Linked DNA regions of Homo sapiens: regions 2, 3 and 4 are each linked to region 1. Evidence: chromatin contacts called from ENCODE Hi-C or POLR2A ChIA-PET data. All regions are on one chromosome and are shown on one strand. The core of a region is the stretch at or near the end of the contact, and the rest is flanking DNA. Distances in the headings are between cores, read along the strand shown. Region 1 holds the start of MTCH2 (mitochondrial carrier 2). Region 2 overlaps PTPRJ (protein tyrosine phosphatase receptor type J). Region 3 overlaps PTPRJ (protein tyrosine phosphatase receptor type J). Region 4 overlaps PTPRJ (protein tyrosine phosphatase receptor type J).

Evidence for each region. A loop is a pair of places that touch in the nucleus more often than their neighbours do. ChIA-PET counts read pairs that join two places held with the same protein, here RNA polymerase II (POLR2A). Pooled maps may share reads with other maps.
Region 2: a map of PC-9 shows a loop between it and region 1 (18-fold over the local background). The contact joins the enhancer-like site here to the promoter of MTCH2 in region 1. A Hi-C loop is called at or near these places in 1 of 168 maps with a recorded cell type or tissue (PC-9) and 7 of 50 pooled maps. POLR2A ChIA-PET finds 5 or more read pairs at or near these places in 2 of 52 experiments (BJ and activated T-cell).
Region 3: a loop to region 1 is called in a pooled map, with 7 times the contacts of the local background. The contact joins the enhancer-like site here to the promoter of MTCH2 in region 1. A Hi-C loop is called at or near these places in 3 of 50 pooled maps.
Region 4: a loop to region 1 is called in a map of CD4-positive, alpha-beta T cell, with 6 times the contacts of the local background. The contact joins the enhancer-like site here to the promoter of MTCH2 in region 1. A Hi-C loop is called at or near these places in 1 of 168 maps with a recorded cell type or tissue (CD4-positive, alpha-beta T cell), 2 of 37 single-sample maps with no recorded cell type and 11 of 50 pooled maps.

Annotation. Positions count from the first base shown.
Region 1 is chr11:47,640,795-47,644,101 of GRCh38, reverse strand. MTCH2 (mitochondrial carrier 2) reads left to right here and starts at 1,543. Exons shown (of 13, transcript NM_014342.4): 1 at 1,543-1,723. The coding sequence starts at 1,637. RefSeq lists a silencer at 1,353-1,622.
Region 2 is chr11:48,053,659-48,056,965 of GRCh38, reverse strand. All of the region lies in intron 1 of PTPRJ (protein tyrosine phosphatase receptor type J), which reads right to left. Among named protein-coding and RNA genes, the nearest start is that of MIR3161, 41 kb to the left of the region's middle. RefSeq lists an enhancer at 140-641. Within about 2 kb of position 1,530, at least 12 of the 41 ENCODE cell types and tissues checked have a DNase peak (open chromatin) inside an H3K27ac peak, as active enhancers do; they include PC-9, where a contact is called at or near this core.
Region 3 is chr11:48,017,607-48,020,913 of GRCh38, reverse strand. All of the region lies in intron 1 of PTPRJ (protein tyrosine phosphatase receptor type J), which reads right to left. Among named protein-coding and RNA genes, the nearest start is that of PTPRJ, 39 kb to the right of the region's middle. RefSeq lists an enhancer at 349-408 and a silencer at 1,489-1,538. Within about 2 kb of position 1,471, at least 13 of the 41 ENCODE cell types and tissues checked have a DNase peak (open chromatin) inside an H3K27ac peak, as active enhancers do.
Region 4 is chr11:48,000,073-48,003,379 of GRCh38, reverse strand. All of the region lies in intron 1 of PTPRJ (protein tyrosine phosphatase receptor type J), which reads right to left. Among named protein-coding and RNA genes, the nearest start is that of PTPRJ, 21 kb to the right of the region's middle. Within about 2 kb of position 1,644, at least 14 of the 41 ENCODE cell types and tissues checked have a DNase peak (open chromatin) inside an H3K27ac peak, as active enhancers do; they include CD4-positive, alpha-beta T cell, where a contact is called at or near this core.

The sequences.
Region 1 (3,307 bases), core at 294-2,793:
TCAGCCTCCCGAGTAGCTGGGATTACAGGCACCCGCCATCACACCCAACTAATTTTTGTACTTTTAGTACAGATGGGGTTTCACCATGTCGGTCAGGCTGGTCTTGAACTCCCGACCTCAGGTGATCCACCCACCTCAGCCTTCTAAAGTGTTGGGATTACAGGTGTGAGCCACCGTGCCCAGCCAATATCTGTATTTCAATATAAAGTTTTTTAAAAAAAACCCTTTCCTATGCATAATTTCACTTAATGCTCATAATAACCCTGAGAGATACACAGTAGTGTTAGATTTAGATACAAAAACTGGAAATTAAAGTAGCTAAAATGACAAATGGATGCAGTGGAAAAGCCAGGATCCAAATCCAAGTCTTTCCCCTACAGTACTTCACTCTGCTCCAAGCTCAGATTCACCAAATGTTGTTTGATAGAACACGTGAGCTGGGGCTGAAGGAGCAGGGACAATGCCTTTTTCACTTTTGCCTCTGATAGCCTGTAGACTGGTAGGCACTGAAGTATTTGTTCACTTGTGCAATAAATATTTATTGAGCACCTCGTATGTGCTGGGCACTGAAAACACAACCGTGAACAGAGGCTGTCACGGTTCCTGAACTCATGGAGCTTTCATTCCAGTGGAGGAGACATAATTTCAGTGATAATGCTACGACGGGGCACAATGTGGGAGAAAATAAGAGGGAGGTGGCCAGGCGCGATGGCTCCTCACTCCTGTAATCCCAGCACTTTGGGAGGCCAAGGCGGGTGAATCACGAGGTCAGGAGTTTGAGACCAGCCCGGCCAACATCGTGAAACCCCGTCTCTACTAAATAGACAAAAATTAGCCGGGCGTGGTGGCGTGTGCGTGTAATCCCAGCTACTAGGGAGGCTGAGGCAGGAGCATTGCTTGAACCTGGGAGGCGAAGGTTGCAGTGAGCTGAGATCGGGCCACTGCACTCCAGCCTGGGTGACAGAGCGAGACTCCGTCTCAAAAAAAAAAAAAAAAAGAAAGAAAAAGAAAAGGGGGAGGTAATTTTAGAATGGTCAGAGAAGGTTTTTTTGAAAAGATAACATTAATCAAACGAATAAATGAATGAAAAGCCACTCGCTAGCGGATTCATTATTTGCTATACTTATTTAGAGTTTGTCAGTCACGAGACTGTTACGGCTCTGATGCTGAGTATCTTTTGAATCCTATGTTGATGATGCCCAAAAGGCAAGTGCAGAGATGAAGCATAATGAAGAATCCTTTTCAATTTCTTTTCAGTCCTCTGACCTTGCCTCTGCCGTCACGGTCACACTCCCCCACTGACACTCCCATTCTTCTGTTTCCGGACACTTGCGGCCTGGAAGCGCATGTGCAAGAGAAACCGTCATTCCTGGTGAAGGGCGAGCCCCCGGCAGAACGCATGCGCCTCTGTCCCTTAAGCCCCGCCCCGACCTCAGCGCCCCCTCGCGAGCGCCTGCCGTTTCTCGGGGCGGGACGGGGGGGCGGGGACTGGGCGGAGAGGCGCGTGCTGCTGCGTGCGTGCGCGCGCGCCGCGGGCGGGCCAGTGAAACCGGCGGCCCTGGCACGTGACCTAGGACCGGCTCACCGGGTCGCTTGGTGGCTCCGTCTGTCTGTCCGTCCGCCCGCGGGTGCCATCATGGCGGACGCGGCCAGTCAGGTGCTCCTGGGCTCCGGTCTCACCATCCTGTCCCAGCCGCTCATGTACGTGAAAGTGCTCATCCAGGTATGAGGCGTCGCCGCTCCCTACCCCGCCCGGCGCCCCGTTCGGTCGCTGCTGCTCAGGGCGCCTGAGGATCGGCTCAGCCTTGCGGGCCTTTCATTCTCCCGAGATGCTGCTGCTCCTCCGCTGCCCTTTACCTCCCCGCAGGGACAGCTTCCTCAGTCCCGCGGCCCCGCTTGGGGGCCTCGCCGAGCCCTCGCCTCGCCGCCCAGCGTTGAGGCCCTCTCCTCCCTTAGCCAACCGCCACCCGGCCCTGCCCTGCCCGGCGGATCCTCTGAACTTTGGTTCTTCGTCACTGAGGTGGATCCTGGCCGGTCGCCACCAAAGGCTTCCGAACCCTCCCTCTCGCCCCTCCGAAATTCACATTCACCACTACTCCCCCCAAAATCTCAGACGCAAAACACGAAATACTCAGTTGAAGACAAATGTGAAGTTAGGTGGGAACCAACATTTTATTTTTTATTCCTTTTTTTTTTCTTTTTATGCTACTGTTACTACTGCTTTTCTGTTCCGAGGTTTTCGCACCAGATACTGAGAGAAACACAAGGAGCTCATTCAGAAGTGTTAATGAAGGGGTTGCTCTGTCAGATTTCGGAAGGATGCATTGAGCGCTTTCCAGCAGCGGCCCATGTGGCTCCTGACAATGAAAATCACATTTGTCAGAGCTGGAAATTAGTGAAGCTGAGTTTTAGCGAGTTTAAACATGGGAGTTAGTTTCTAATCTACTGTCAAATAATTATTACATGGTATTTTATATTCACATGCAGGTAGGCCAAGTAAGTGATAGACTTAGTGTTTCCAGTTCCTTTGCTATATCCCTGTAATGGGCAGGTCATTCTTTTTTTTATGCTTTTACTGAGAGTTGACATAATTACCTCATGCACTGTGCCTAGGAATGGAACAGTTTTTAGAACCCCTGTCTCGCCGTCTACTTTTCTGTAAAAAATAGGCAAGACACTAGAGAGGGCCCCATTTCTTATTCTTGAGTTGTTGGGAATCCAAATTATTTCTTGCTGAGTAGACCTGTGTGAATTCAGATTCCATATGTTAAAGGCTATTGCAAATAAATTCTTTGTACTTAGAACAAAGACTGATTAGAATGTACTGTAACATCCAAAACAGAATTGGCACATTTGGGGCTAGATAGCATCGGAGGTGACAGCATGTTGCAGTATATAGTAAGAACCCTTGGGGCCGGGCGCGTTCGCTCACGCCTTCCCAGCACTTTGGGAGGCCGAGGTGAGCGGATCACGAGGTCGATGTTTGAGACCAGTCTGACCAACATGGTGAAACCCCGTCTCTACTAAAAATACAAAATATAGCCAGGTGTGGTGGTGCGTGCACGTAATCCCAGCTAGTCGGGAGGCTGAGGCAGGAGAATCGCTTGAACCCGGGAGGTGAAGGTTGCAGTGAGCCGAGATCGCGCCATTGTACTCCAGCCTGGGCAACAGAGCAAAACTCAGCCTCAAAAAAACAAAACAAAACAAAAAAGAACCCACTACTCAATACTTCTCTGGGAGACGGGGTTTTCTAATGATGTTCAGAGCTCTTGCCCCAAAAACTTTGAATATTCTTAATTCTGATTTC
Region 2 (3,307 bases), core at 281-2,780, 410 kb before region 1:
TGTTTTGTTTTGAGACAGAGTTTCGCTCTTGTCGCCCAGAATGGAGTGCTATAGCACAATCTCGGCTCACTGCAACCTCCTCCTCCCGGAGTCAAGCGATTCTCCTGCCTCTGTCTCCTGAGTAGCTGGGATTATAGGCATGCACCACTACACCCAGCTAATTCTTTTGTATTTTAGTAGAGACGGGGTTTCACCATTTTGGCCAGGCTAGTCTCGAACTCCTGACCTCAGATGATCCGCCTACCTCGGCCTCCCAAAGTGCTGGGATTACGGGCATGAGCCACCACACCTGGCTGCCGAGTTTTAGCATCTGTAAAACAGAGATTAGAACAGCACCTACCTTATCGCTTTATTGTGAGGGTTAAATGAGCTAAGTGATGCAAAGTACTTGGAAGAATAGCTGAGGTAGTAAGCACTCAGTGAAACTGTCACCATCATCATTATTAGTGCCACGCCAAACTGCCGCTCTAATAGTTAAGATAATAGCTGCCATTACTAAACATTGTGACAAGAACTGTATACTAAATGCTTTACACGCAACAACTCACTGAAACCTTACAACAATCTGAGTTTTTGTACCTATTTTACACTCAGGAATCTGACGCTCAGAGAGTGAGGTCAAGTAAACTGGTGAGAGCTCACACAACTAAGAGGGATCAAAGTCAGGATCTGAACTAGGGTCTTATGGATTATCTGGCTGAAACGTATTTACTGCATCAAGTAAAGCAATTATGTGTGCGTCTAACTTCTATTCAGATGTTAAAAATGCATACAGAATCAAGGGCACCTCCTTGATAAACAAAGCTGCTTTTGAGGCACCTTCGCCCAAAAGTACAAAAGAGGAAAAAAGCTCCACAATGCGTGTTAACTTTATCCACAGTGTGTGATACTAATCATCCCAGACCACATCCTACACGCACCACAACCTGAAAACCCACTTCCTCCCCAGAACACACCCCAGGGAGCACAAAAGTCAACATTCAGCTCCGGCTTCTCTGAGAACACCTTGTATATTGACCTATGCATGCCAGCAAGTAACCGAGCTGGAAAAAACATTCTCCCAAAGCCTGGAAAGGGATCAGAGTGCTTTGGGTTGAAATGCATCGCGTTTTCAGCACTGCTTATTGCTCCCAGCACTCGCAGAGCTGAGCCAAGCAAGCTAGCAGCGTCCTGCTGGATCCTGAGGTCAGTGACCAGAACGAGAGACAGGCTAGCCCAGTGGCCTTTTCTGGACCCAACTTCAGGGATCTACCTTCCTCACCTGACCCTGAAGCCCCAGGGTGGAATGGGACCCTCGTGCCCCCAGGACTGCACAGGGATGTCTGTCAGTATGCCTTGGAAGCTAGCCTGCCTTAAAGTATGGAACCTAGAGACGCTTCTGAGAATGTGGAGTAGAGGGTGGCACTGCTCTTCACTTGTCAGTCATAAGACCAGCCCTCAAGGCCAGAACTTACCAGAAACATAGAGAGGATATGACTGTCACACTGGTGGAGGTGAGGAGGAAAGAGGCCAAGAATGAAAAGCAAAAGGTTGACTGGATGTTAACCTCAGAGATCTGGCGGGAGATTTGGGGCCTTTCAGACCCCAAGGATTACTGTTGCATCAAAAGTTCCCATGCTTGCAGGCATTCAGCCAGGCAAAAATGCAGCCTGCTGCCACCAAAAGAATCCATATTCCCTGAATGCATGGTGAGTCCTGGCCACTTTGGAGGGTCATCTTTTGAGGGCCTACCATGTGCCAGGCACCATGCTAGGGGCTTTATTTATTTTTTTTTTATTTAGAGATGGGATCTCACTGCATCACCCAAACTGGAGTGCAGTGGCGCAATCACAGCTCATTGCAGTCTCAACCTCCCTGGCTCAAGTAATCCTCTCACCTTAGCCACCCAAGTAGCTGGGATTACAAGCATGCACCACTATGCCTGGCTAATTTTTGCATGTTTTATAGAGACAGGGTTTCACCATGTTTGCCCAGGCTGGTCTTGAACTCCTAGACTCAAGCAATCTGCCTGCCTCAGGCTCCCAAAGTGCTGGGATTACAGGCGTGAGCCACCATGCCTGGCTGCCAGCGGCTTTATATACCCCCCTTCAGTTACTCCTTCCAAACACCCTGTGAGAATGGGGACTGGCCCTTTAAAAAAAAAAAAAAGAAAGAAAGGAAAAAAATGAGGAAATTAACACTCAGAGGAGTTAAATAACTTGTTCTCATATAAAACAGACTCCGTGGTAGGACAGAATTAAAACCTACTCTAACTTACAGCTCATGCTCAACTTTTTTTCATAAAAGGGAATCCCGGGGGCCACACTGTGAGAGGCCTGGCGTACATCAGGGACTACAAGTCCGTGGGCAAGACCACAGAGAGGGCAAACAAGCGGTGAAATGAAATGAGACAGGAATCAGAAGATGATGTGCTTCTAACTAGGTGGGCAAGTCACTTCACCTTTCCAAGTCTGTTTCCTCACCTGAGAGATGGAGCCAATCTAAGAAGATAACGCAGACAAACTACTTGGCACATAAGAGGAGCTAAGATGTCATTTCTCTCAATGTGACTTCTTACAAACATAGACAAGATGACCTCTCCTTCATAGAGTTTCTGTGAGAGCAGAGGGCCTGAAGGGCAGAAACTTCCTGGTAAACTCTAATTTGCTATATAAGAGGTTGCACAATGGGGCCCCCTGTCCAAGTCTAGCCCCAGACATGTTTTGTTTGGCCATATATATTTTGTGAACTAGGGCCGGGCGCCATGGCTCACGCCTGTAATCCCAGCACTTTGGGAGGCCAAGGCGGGCAAATCACCTGAGGTCAGGTGTTCAAGACCAGCCTGGCCAACATGGTGAAACCCCCATCTCAACTAAATATACAAAAATTAGCCAGGCGTGGTGGCAGGCACCTGTAATCCCAGCTACTCGGGAGGCTGAGCCAGGAGAACTACTTGAACCTAGAAGGCAGAGGCTGCAGTGAGCTGAGATCATGCCACTGCACTCCAGACTGGGCGACAAGAGTGAAACTTCGTCTCAAAAAAAAAAAAAAAAAAAGAACGAGGTGCCAGAATTTAAACAACAGAATATTTCTCATAAAAATATAATTTCCTGGCCAGGCACGGTGGCTCATGCCTGTAATCCCAGCCCTTTGGGAGGTCAAGGTGGGCGGATCATGAGGTCAGGAGTTCGACACCAGCCTGGCCAACATGGTGAAACCCTGCCTCTACTAAAAGTACAAAAATTATCCAGGCATGGTGGCACACACCTGTAATCCCAGCTGCTTGGGAGGCTGAGGCAGGAGAAGCGCTTGAACCTGGGAGGCAGAG
Region 3 (3,307 bases), core at 222-2,721, 380 kb before region 1:
CCCAACTCTGACACATGCCCCTCAAAATAAAGTCAGATACTCTGAGGTGGACTGTCCAAATCCCTTGCTGCTTTTTGGTTTCATTCACTTGCCCACGGGCTGTTCTTAGTGCATTTGCCCATCCAAACGTGGGAGGGGCAGGAGGAAGAGTAGGGACATCCAGCATTGGGACCCAACTCAGTCCGTGATACTTCCAGAAGCTCCATGCTGGAAGCTGGCAACTGTGGAATCGACAGGCAGCTTCGCTTCAGAGGGTTTTGAGACCAGTACCTGCTCAGCTGCTAACCCACCTAGGGTAACTGAGCCATGTCCGGCTGCAGTCTGAGCCTTCACTCTGCCCCCGGACTGCACTGCGTTCATTTACGAGATCTCCAAATGTGAGTTTAATGGAGGCAGATGTACAAGGGTTCTCACAAGCCCAGGGAACTCAACTTCTAGAAGGAAACGGGGCCACACCAAACAAGATGATGGGGCAATCAAGAGATACTCCCATAACAGCAAGAAACAAAGAGCATTCACGCCTCCTATGCCAACGCCCTCCACCACCAACGCCAAAAATTTCCGTATTTCATAACACCAGCTGAGATAACTGACTCAAATCTGTCCACTTCCACATTTGCATACTGGGTTCTGACATTTGCCTACCACTGAACAGTCACCAAGTAAGACGCAAGGTGGAGACGTACCCACAAAGCAATATTTAATGTCTTTGGATCGCCACTAGCTAAAACCTCCTGAAGTTTCACCAAACTCAGCTCTGTAAAACAAAAGAAAAAGAACAACACTATAAATTACAGCCTCGCCAGGATCTCGGGACATGCCTATACTTTGTATTTTATAAGTTCCGTATAAATACTGGAACAGCATAGAAACAGGGATCTCAGAAATAACGCCATTTTGAAGGCCACAGGACGAAACCCAACTATTCATTTCATTTTATTCTACTTCTTATCTCAAATACACAGTTCCTTTTCCTTTAACGAAAATATCGCTCTTTTTAAACAATATGTGATGCAAAGCAAATATAACAGGGTACCAACACAAATCTTTCCTGCCAAATTTATGGTTCCTCGCCTGTCCCCAGTTGCACCCAGAACCACTACCCCAGCCTATCGCTGTGTACACAACACGGACTAGGAATTCTAAAGAACTGCCTTAATCTCTCAGCTGTGTGCAGTGCGATAGGGTACGCTTGGATGCCAGTTTTTAAAAAGCAAATCAACTTTCCTCAAATTATTAAGATAAATAATTAGAAGGGGAAAGCTGCCGGCATTCAGTACAATAGGGGGGAAACCAAAACACTGAATGTTCCTGAGTCTCACACAGGGTGATACCTTGGAACAGTTAACACAGTACCCTGGCAAAATGTCCACCACATTTTTTCACCCCTTAACCTGAGTCATTATATTGTACTTTCTAGACGTGAGCAAATGTGATTGCTGAACAGGCAACACAGGGACTAGGGCCCCTTCCTGGAGGTTTCTCAGTGCACTCTAACACAATTAACTCCTCTCAGGCTCAGAGAAAGGAGGTGGGGTTCGGGGGAAGGTGGGGTGGAGGGGCAGATTCTAGTGAAGTCAGAGGCCTGGAGAGGCTGTCGCAGTGGGGCCAGGTGGAAGACAGGGAACCAGAAGGGCGGGATGCTTCCTCGTCACTGAAAATCCTCTTCTGTTGTTATAAAGGCCAAGTGCCCGCCCAGCCCCTGCCACATCCACGTTCCTAAACAGAGAGAGGGCCTTCCACAGGCAGGAAAAGGGCACAGAGACCGGGAGGCAGCAACTTAAACTCTTGGCAGCCTGGAAGGGCAGGACCCACGGGCTCACTCCACTTACCCCAGCCTTTCCACAGGCCCTCCTGAGAGGGGTTCTCCATCCCCCAAGACACACACACACAACACACACACGCACGTACACGCACACATACACAAGAAGAAAGCGTGGAGAGAGGGTAACTCGACTCCCCTGCCCCCCTCCCCACCAGCCTGCAGAGGCGAGGGGTCGGGGAGAAGGAGGGCCTCTGCTCTATCCTCCCAGGTATCTAACCCTCCCTGGGCAGCTGTCAGCTTCCATTTGCATGAATGAAAACTGTGGTCAACTGGTACCTGGGAGAGAACAAAGCAGGAAATAAAAGGGGCTGTCACTTACTCAAATCCAAAGCTCATCAAGTCTAACTAAAGGGAGTGCCACATTCCGCACCCCCAGTTCGGAGGGAAGGATTTGCTGGCTGGGCCCCGACGCCCCTCCCCCTCGCTGACACTGACAAAGGATCTGGTTCTCACTGAAACTGCTTCTCTTGTGACTGTTTCTAGTCTCCAAAAAGACTGTATTTATATTTTTAATTAGCTGCTTTTTACAGCAATTTTTTAAGTATTATGATGACTTACATGTGGTAAGAAAAAAAGAGCTAATCAAACAATGAAAAGCCTCCCCTCAAACCTCGGTCTCCTGGAATCCCAGTCTCTCAGCCATTCCAGGGTCTTCACTGTGGCCCGGGGCTTCACACCACTCACAGCCATCCACTGCCCCCAGCCCCCAACTTCAGCAGAGCTGGCATGCTCTCATCTGCATTCAGCAGCATCCCGGGTGTGTAGCTTGTGCTTGGCACTGTGCTAAGGCTTTGCAAAATGGACTCTCCACAAATTGGTTGAAAGAAAAAAAAAAGAAGTCATGTTGAACAGTTTCCAGAATGTAAAGGGTTACAAAATCCTTTGCATACACCCAGAATTAAGGAAAAAAAAAAAAACAGGAAGGAAATATACTAAAACATTAAATGATAAAGCTACTTAGAAGGATTATGGATGACTTTTAGTTTCAATTTTATACTTTTCCTCTATTTTCCAAGTTTCACATAAATAAGCATAAAGTATTTTTATCATCAGAAATGAATCCATTCACACATGCATACACATTCATCTCCCAACCCAGCCTGGCAGAGCCATCATTTTTTGTGCATTTTGTTTTTGCAGGAACTAATTTACATTTTTAAGTGCTTTACAGCTGATAAAGTGTTTTGAAAACAGAAAAACTAACCAGGAGTCAATGATGGTCCTGAGACTAATACTGGTGTCACTGCCCAAAGCTCTATGAGAAACTGTGACACTCTAAACTGTCCCTCACCCTTATCTCTGGTCCATCACCCACCAGGCTCTCTGCAGCCAGTGGGCCCTTGCTCTCTGCAAGGTGCTTTCCCTGTCCTACACAGAGCACTTCCACAAACACGGTGCATGCAGGTAGAAGAGCAGAGAGCATTCCCCTCACAGAAGAGGATGCTGAGGTCAGGTGTGTGGCTTGTTCAGTGTGGCTAGCCC
Region 4 (3,307 bases), core at 395-2,894, 360 kb before region 1:
TATTAGGCAAGTGGTATGTGTCTAATACCAGAAAGATATCTGGAAATTAATCCTGAAGAAAGAATTTCTGCTTTACAGAAAATGCTGTATTCATGAAGATATTGGTCCTTGCACCACTTGTAATGGTGAAAAATTGGCTACTGCTTAAATCTCTAAATACGAAAAAGGCTAAATGAATTATAGTACATCCATTTCATGCAGTATTCTGTAGCTATTAAACATCATGGTTAATATCATCCATGTATTAACATGGAAAAAATAAAAAGTTCTCTTTATTTAGCCTTTCAGCATTAAAGGACCTGAAACGGTCCCTGCTCTGTGAATATAATTATCTTAAATAAGAAGCCACTTGGAATACATTGTACTTGTAACTATTTTGAAATTATAATAGTTTTGTGATGGGGGGGATAAAGGGCTTTTTTTTTTCCTTTCTCTAGTTTCTACATTTCTTTTAATGTTGTTATACCACTGTTACCTAACTAGGAAAAAATAAATTTTTTTAAATGACCAAGCTCATTTTGAAGCTGCTCGGTGTCACATAAACACTGAGGCCTGCCTGCCTCAACTAAAGCAGCCACTTGAAATGCAGCTCCAGCTGCTCATTCTTCTGTTTATCAAAACAGGGCAAAGCCGCCCAGGAAACTCGCCTCAGCAAGGTGACCTGACCTCAGGCCCATCACAGTCACAAATCTGCATTTCCAATAAAAAATAATCACAACGAAGAAAAGCACCCAGGTAACCAGTTATGGAAAAGCAAAGGATTGATGAGTTGGGGGTGACAGGACAGTGAATTACTGTTTTTGTTTTTTTGTTTTCTTGGGGTTTTTATACTGATCATAGTCACAATGCCTAGCACAAAGTGCTCAATAAGGATTTGAAGCAGAAAATGTTTCAAATGGGAAAATGCACTCATTTACCCATTTTAAAAATTTAAGGGAGTGAGGCTAGGCATGGTGGCTCATGCCTGTAATCCCAGCATTTTGGGAGGCCGAGGTGGGCAGATCAGTTGAGGTCAGGAGTTCCAGACCATCCTGGCCAACATGGTGAAACCCCATCTCTACTAAAAACACAAAAACTAGCCAGGTGTGGCGGCAGCCTCCTGTAATCCCAGCTACTCGGGAGGCTGAGGCACAAGAATCACTTGAACCCGGGAAGCAGAGGTTGCAGTGAGCTGAGATGGCGCCACCGCACTCCAGCCTGGGTGACAGAGCGAGACTCTGTCTCAAAAAAAAAAAAAAAAAAATTTAAATAGGAAAATGCACTCATTTGCCCATTTAAAAAATTTAAGGGAGTGCCCACACTTCCTGAGCACCAAGGCCCAAAACACCATGCACACCCCCGGCCTGAAAAGTTGTACTCCCTTAGTTCTCATCAACAGAAGCTGTGTTTGGAAGTGAGCAGGCAGGAAATTGGTACTTTTGTCACCAACTTGAACAACAAAACAGTCAGAAAACTTAAATGTCACCAGGAGAGTAAATGTCAAAGTGGGAGGGGTAACTACGGTTTACCAAGTGTCTGCACCACTACCTGTTCCGGGGCCTGTGGGCATGATTTCATAAAGTCCTACCTAACACTCTGACTCTGGCAGCAAGCAGCCTAGGCTTGAACTCTGACTCTCAACTGATTGGCTGTGTGGCCTCAGGCTGGTTGCTTAGCTTCTCTGCATCTCATTTTCCTCTCCTGTAAAATGAAAGCAAGAAGAGAAGAGACCTACCTCATTAGGGTGTCATGAGGATTCACTCAGCCAATACACACAAAGCACTGGGTACAGTGTCTGGCAGAAGCACAGCATCTGTCAGTTACTTATTAGTATTGTGCTTACATTTTGCAGCCAAGAAAAACTGAACCTCACAGAGGTTAGTAATGTCCCAAGATCACACAGCTTAGTAAGAGGAAGTGCTGGGATTCAAACCCAAATCAAAGGATCTGTGCTCTTTTCACCAGAGCTAAACCCCACCTGCAGGATTATTATGATCCCCACCCCAAACACACACACACACACACACACACACACACACACACACACACACTTTGGGGCTGTCACTGCAAAAGGTAAGAATATTATGAGATAATAAGAAGTGATATGGGGCCAGGTACAATGGCTCATGCCTGTAATCTCACCACTTTGGGATGCCAAGGCAGGCAGATCACTTAAGTCCAGGAGTTCAAGACCAGCCTGGCAAACATGGTGAAACCTTGTTTCTACGAAAACACAAAAACTAGCTAGGTGTAATGGCACATGCCTGTAGTCCCAACTACTGGGGAGGCTGAGGACCGAGAATTGCTTGAACCTGGGAGGCAGAGGTTGCAGTAAACCAAGATCACCACTGTACTCGAGCCTGGGCGACAGAGTGAGACTCTGTCTCAAAATTTAAAAAAAAAAAAAAAAAAAAAAAATTATATGGGACTGGAAGAGGAGGTCCAGTCCATTGTAACCTGTGGATAATACCAGCTCCATGTCAGGGTGGTTCTTTCAATTCATTCACCAAGCAAGCATGCTTTTGAGGCACGCTCTGTCCTACACATAAGGAAATCAGACATAGGGGGTCCCACTCCCCTGAACTCATAATCCAAGAGGTGGGGAGACAGACAGAAATGAGTAGGTGATAAGGATGGGAGGAAATGAAGGAGGATGATGGGATAGAGGGGCCTGAGTGATAAGAAGGAGCGAGGAGGATAGTACCAGGCCCTGAGGGAGAGGGGCGGGGTAGGTTCAAGTGTCTGTTGTACTAGAGCCAGGTGACTGTAGTCTGTGAACAGGGAGTGGGTAGCCAGGATGAGGTCGGAGGGTGGAGGGGAGGGAGGGGTCTGATCATCCTGATCTAAGGTTCAGAGTCTTGCAGACCACTGTTTGGGTTTATACTAACAGCGATATGAAGCCATGTAGGCTTTTAAGCAGTGGAATAACACACCTCAATTTACGGGAAAGAAGCAAGCCAGGAGAGGTGGCTTGCACCTATAATCTTAGCACTTTGGGAGGCCAAGACGGGAGGATCGTTTGAGCCCAGGACTTGGAGGCCAGCTGTGGCAACATAGTGAGACCCCCATCTCTACAAAAAAAAAATTTTAAAATTACCCAGGAGAGGTGGCACACATCTGTAGTCCCAGCTACTCAGGCAGGTAAGGTAGGAGGATCGCTTGAGCCCAGGAAGTTGAGGCTGCAATGAGCTGTGATCACACCACTGCACTCCAGCCTGGGCAACAGAACACGACCCTATCTCAAAAAAAAAAAAAAAAAAGGGCCAGGCATACCAGCACTTTGGGAGGCCAAGGCAGGCAGATCAGCTGAGGTGAGGAGGGCAAGACC